2 separate regions of the Homo sapiens genome follow, and region 1 is linked to region 2. The links are chromatin loops, found by intact Hi-C in ENCODE. Cell type or tissue: adrenal gland. All regions are shown on one strand. Each heading gives the region's core, and the rest is flanking DNA. Links, peaks and the distances in the headings are about the cores only.

What was found. A loop is a pair of places that touch in the nucleus more often than their neighbours do. Peaks named below come from ENCODE experiments on the same cell type or tissue, not always from the same donor. Only the 100,000 strongest peaks of a DNase experiment are listed, where the experiment ranks them.
Region 1: it touches region 2 in a loop (2.0-fold over the local background); 7 of 110 quality-filtered maps call a loop at or near these places.

The regions. Positions count from the first base shown.
Region 1 is chr1:150,913,324-150,916,263 of GRCh38, forward strand. The region is part of intron 1 of LOC107985204 (a long non-coding RNA gene); the gene reads right to left. Among named protein-coding and RNA genes, the nearest start is that of SETDB1, 12 kb to the right of the region's middle. RefSeq lists an enhancer at 1,571-1,715 and a cis regulatory region at 1,643. In adrenal gland, for the core only: no CTCF peak of the experiment used is centred there; no DNase peak of the experiment used is centred there.
Region 2 is chr1:150,811,886-150,814,698 of GRCh38, forward strand. ARNT (aryl hydrocarbon receptor nuclear translocator) reads right to left here. Exons shown (of 22, transcript NM_001668.4): 20 at 2,192-2,354; 21 at 1,287-1,453; 22 at 1-225. The coding sequence ends at 136. It also overlaps the pseudogene RNU6-1309P. Among named protein-coding and RNA genes, the nearest start is that of CTSK, 5.0 kb to the left of the region's middle. In adrenal gland, for the core only: a CTCF peak has its summit at 1,420; no DNase peak of the experiment used is centred there.

The DNA of each region.
Region 1 (2,940 bases), core at 133-2,632, 100 kb after region 2:
GGAAATTAATACATAATATATGATGATGCAGATGATGGTCATGATTCTGACCATCATCCCAGCGATCTTTTTTTCTTTTTGAGACGGAGTTTTACTCTGTTGCCCAGGCTGGAGGGCAGTGGTGTGATTCCGGCTCACTGCAACCTCTGCCTCCTGGGTTCAAGCAATTCTTCTGCCTCAGCCTCCAGAGTAGCTGGAATTACAGGCACCCGCCACCATGCCTGGCTAATTTTTGTATTTTTAGTAGAGACAGGGTTTCACCATGTTGGCCAAGCTGGTCTCGAACTCCTGACCTCAAGTGATCCACCCACCTCAGCCTCCCAAAGTGCTCGGATTATAGGCGTGAGCCACTGCGCCCAGCCCCCAGGGATCTTTTAAGAGCAAAGGGAAGAAAATCATAGCCCTTACTCTCCAAAGTCTGAAGTTAGGGGACTTTGATAGAGTGGTGTGGTGTATGAGCCAACTGGCAGGGAAGCTTTTAAGAGAATTCACTAGAAAGAAAGGGAGCACCTAAATTGCTGAACAAGACTCAATGTGGGTTTGGCTGAAGAGGATTGGTTTTAGTACAGCAGTTGATGGAGAATCAAAGCCCTCACATCCAGCCACGATGGCCTAATATTCTAGTCAACAGTAACCTAGCATATGAGTATGAACTGAGAGCCATAACCTTGGAATCTAACTGGGAGGGTATCACTTGGGCTTATGCAGTGACTTGGACCAGCAAGTAGCCACTTCAGTGGAGACATGTATCCATGGGACCAAGCTGGACTGGGTTTTAACAGCAATACCACATGGTATAGAGACACAACTTTAGCCATGCACTGTTAGCAGAGACCTGATCATTGGTCTCTGTTTCTGACTCCTGGATGTGGGACTGCCCACTTCCTTAGCTTGAGTAAGCCTCCAGGGAAAATGGAGACAGGGGAATCAAAGCGGAAGATACTAGACTTTGCCTGCACCAGAACAAGGTACTGTATTGTATCGGTTAAGCTGGCAGGGAGGTAAAGTGAGGATGTGGGGAGGGGGACAAGAGAGATACATGATTTGATTTGATGAAAAGAAACTCAGGGCAAGGTGCAGATCAGGTGAAAAGCAGATTAGGATTGATGTCAGCTATGTCGGTGTTTGTGGAAAAGTAAAATAAAAATAAAGGCTGGGTGCAGTGGCTCACACCTGTAATCCCAGCACTTTGGGAGGCCGAGGTGGGTGGATCACCAGAGGTCAGGAGTTCGAGACCAGCCTGGCCCAACATGGTGAAACCCCGTCTCTACTAAAAATACAAAAATTAGCTGGGCATGGTGGCAGGTGGCTGTAATCCCAGCTACTTGGGAGGCTGAGGCAGGAGAATCGCTTGAACGTAGGGGTGGAGGTTGCAGTGATCCAAGATCACGACACTGCACTCCAGCCTGGGCAACAGAGCAAGACTCCATCTCAAATAAATAAATAAAGGGTTGATGTCAGCACTTGAGGACTGCAGTGCATTCCCTCCAGGAACTCAGAGATTAACCTCTCCACCACTTCTTAACATAAACTGCATGACTAACACATGATTAATGAGAGCATCAATATGCAGTCACTGGAGAATCACAGGTTTGACAATTATCTGACTTTCTCCAGTAACCTAAGAAAAGATGCATCAGTTAGAAGAAGTGGATCATTTGTGAAAGCAGAAAAAGATGAACAATCTAAAGCAAATCCACATGGAGCCAGTACGAATACTGTTCAAGAGAAAGGGGAGGCTGGGTGTGGTGGCCCATGCCTGTAATCTCAGGAGTTTGGGAGGCTGAGGTGGGAGGATCGCTTGAGCTCAGGAGCTTGAGACCAGCCTGGGCGATATAGTGAGATCTCATCTCTACTAAAAAATAAAAAATTAGCTGGGCATGGTGACCCGTGCCTGTAATCCTAGCTGCTTGGGAGACTGAGGTGGGAGGATTGCTTAGGCCTGGAAGACGGAGGTTGCAGTGAGCTGTGCTCGTGCAACTGCACTCCATCCAGCCTGGGTGGCCAGATAATCCTTGGTACGGAGATTCAGGGAGTTGCAGCCCATGGACCTTCAGTTTGTTTGGTCTTATTGATCACATGATCTCTGTTAACCTGATGTTCTTAATCATCCCTTCCACCCACCTCAAACTAACAATTTACAGGTCCAATTGGTCTGCAGAGAAGTTACATTGGGCCAGGACCCTCCCACTACTAATGTGGGTGTGTCTGGTGGGTGTTGGGGTTCTACATTTGTGTTTGAATCAACATTTTAAAAATTATTATTATAAAGGTAATACATGCATATTGTAAAACAATTTTTTCAAACATCACCTAGGGATAAAAAGGCAAAAAGTAGGTCCGGGCATGGTGGCTCACGCCTGTAATCCCAGCACTTTGGGAGGCTGAGGCGGGCGGATCATGAGGTCAGGAGATCGAGACCATCCTGGCTAACACGGTGAAACCCCATCTCTACTAAAAATACAGAAAATTAGCTGGGCATGGTGGTGGGTGCCTGTAGTCCCAGCTACTCGGGAGGGTGAGGCAGGAGAATGGCATGAACCCAGAGGTGGAGCTTGCAGTGAGCCAAGATCACCCCACTGGTGACAGAGTGAGATTCCATCTCAAAAAAAAAAAAAAAAAAGGCAAAAAGTTATTTGATTACTGCCTTGTTTCCCATTCCTTCTTTCCAAAGGTAATCGCTATAAAGTCCATTTGTGCATATATATATATATATATACACATATATCTATCCAAATATTTTCCTTTCTTTTTAATCTAAACTTTTTGAATAGGCTATCCATTTTCGTGTTTCAAATTTCTTTTTTTTTTGTTTCTTTTTTTTTTTTTTTTGAGTTGGAGTCTTGCTCTGTCGCCCAAGCTGGAGTATAATGGCGCAACCTCGGCTCACTGCAACCACTGCCTCCCAGGTTCAAGTGATTCTCCTGCCTCAGCCTCCTA
Region 2 (2,813 bases), core at 1-2,500:
AAGGGAAAGGGGGTACATGTCAGGGGTGAGGGAAGGGAAGGGAGAGGAACTTTTATTCTGTTTACAGAAAGATTTGCTTTTTAAAAACAAACAGTGATTTTTTCTCCCCCACCCCTTATCCTCACCCCAATAGTTCTATTCTGAAAAGGGGGGAAACATAGTTAGATCAGGGAATTCTTCATTGTTGTAGCTGTTGCTCTGATCTCCCAGCATGGACAGCATCTCCTGATAAAAGAAAAAGATTAAGTTTGGGTCACACACCTTGATCTCTTACACTTACCAAGTTCTACTCCACCATTCCCCTGCACTACCATCCCTGACCCCGAGTCTTTGCTGTGCTGAGCTCTTAGCCTTCCTTACTTCCAACAACTTTGACTCCTTTAGATCGCAGCCTTTTTTCCTAATCCCTTCTGTCTTCCTCCTACAGTTCCACCTTTTTCCTTTTCCTAGTTCTCAATATTTTCAAAGGGAGAAAAATCTGCTTGCTGTATTTCATATAACCCCCTATAGACATATATGGAGTCTCTTATCCTATTTGTTTTCCACCAAGACCTGTTTTGCTTTCTTTCAATCTTTGCTTTAAACCAGCTCTTCCTTTGTCCTGCCTAAGATTACTCCATTCACTCTTGCAGTCCCTCAGGACTTGTGTAAATAGACCATTATGGCTATAATCATTATGTTCTATTTCATTTACTTTTTATAATTTTTTAAATGGAACACTTCATGAATTTGTGTGTCATCCTTACGCAGGGGCCATGCTAATCTTCTCTATATTCATTCCAATTTTAGTATATATGCTGCTGAAGCGAGCACTACTTTTTATTTTTAATCATTCTGTCTCTTTTAAACCCAAAGCTACTGTGACTTGGGTATATGGAGCTATTTGAATGAGCTAAAGTAACTTTCTTTGGCATCTTCCTATGGTGCTAAATTTGTCTGTTCTGGTTAAATGGTATGTATCACACTCAATTCATACTCCTTTTTTGTTTGTTTGACAGGGACAGGATCAGGCTAGTTGCTCAGCCTGGCTTTGAACTCATGGCCTCAAGTGATCCCCTGCTTCAGCCTTCTAAGGGGCTGACATCATATACACAAGCACCACTGCATCTAGCTTCTGCAATCTTTTCAATAACTGACAGTGATCCCTACATTTATCCCTCTCTGTCTTCTCACATATACCCCCAACCAAACACCTCAATCCAGGCATGCTTCCTTCACTGTCTCTCCTCCTCCTGGACCCTTTCTCTCCCAGCTTCTAATTTTTGAAAGTCTTTTCACTCTCTTACCTGGAAGACCTCAGGCTGGCCAGGTTGCTGTGCTGGCGGTTGTTGAACATGTTGCTCACTAGAACTTGAACGATGATGAGGCTGCTGGCCCTGCCACTGTGGCCAGACACCCACACCCTCTGCTGTCCGTGTCTGGAATTGTCCTGCAGTCTGTCCAGTCTCAGGAGCTAGAAATACAGCAAGGAAGAATAAACAACTCCAATCTACACAATTCCATTGTGTACTAATGCCACAAGTAAACAACTATAGGTAAGCCATTAATTTTACCTAGGATAACTCTGTCCTTCTCTCTGCCAATCAATGCCTTTTCTATCTCAAAACTCAGCCCTAAATTAATTCTTCTTCTCCAGGCAGCCTTTCCATAGAGTTCTTTACTCATTTAGGTTAAATGTGCATACTATTAAATGTATAAAAATTCACATGATTTTTGTTATATGTGCTAAAGTATTTTTCATGTGGGTAGTTTTTTTTTTTTATTTTTTATTTTTTTGAGACGGAGTTTCACTCTTGTTGCCCAGGCTGGAGTGCAAAGGCGCGATCTCAGCTCACCGCAACCTCTGCCTCCTGGGTTCAAGCGATTCTCCTGCCTCAGCCGCCCGAGTAGCTGGAATTACAGGCATGCGGTACCACACCCGGTAGAGACAGGGTTTCTCCATGTTGGTCAGGCTGGGGTTGAACTCCCAACCTCAAGTGATCCGCCTGCCTCAGCCTCCCAAAGTGCTGGTATTACAGGCGTGAGCCACCGCACCCAGCTGGTAGGTTTTAAATTCTAAATAGATTGTCACCTTGCATTTCCCTACAATCAGGTCAGTGTACCCACAACACAGGCAAACAACTTTAACTACCAAATCCTTTCTCTTTAGTGGTGCGATTTTCCTGTTACTCTCCTTATGGTCTGGACTCACCAAAGTTAGATCCACGATTGGTGAGACTAGGGTAGGCAGCAGCACCAGGCGATGCAGTTGGGGCACCAGGGAGGGACATGGAGCTGAAGGAGGATGGAGTCTGAAAGCTGCCCACACCAAACTGGGAAGTACGAGTCTTAGCAGTAGCCTGGGTAGCCACCTGCTAAAGAGAGATGGAGAGGGGATATAGAACAAATACAGCATTAACATCATTGCACATACCATGCCTATGAGAGTCAACACTGTCAATCACTGCATCCTTCTGAACCAAGCTCATCACTTATTTCCTATTGTATATTTCTTCCAATTAACTCTCAATCTCTCTTGACACTATTTTTTAGGCAGCTGAGATAAAATTACAAAAAAGCAATGAACTATGGGATTAATAAAAATTGTAAGAATTAAATGAAAGCATCTTATAAACTGTGAAGTTATATAAAACTAGAGGCATTCATAACAGTAAAGTATTATATGCAGGCCAGGCGGGGTGGCTCATGGCTCATGCCTATAATCCCAGCACTTTGGGAGGCCAAGGCAGGCAGACCACCTGAGGTGAGGAGTTCCAGACCAGCCGGGCCAACATGGTGAAATCCCCGTCTCTACTAAAAATACAAAAATTAGC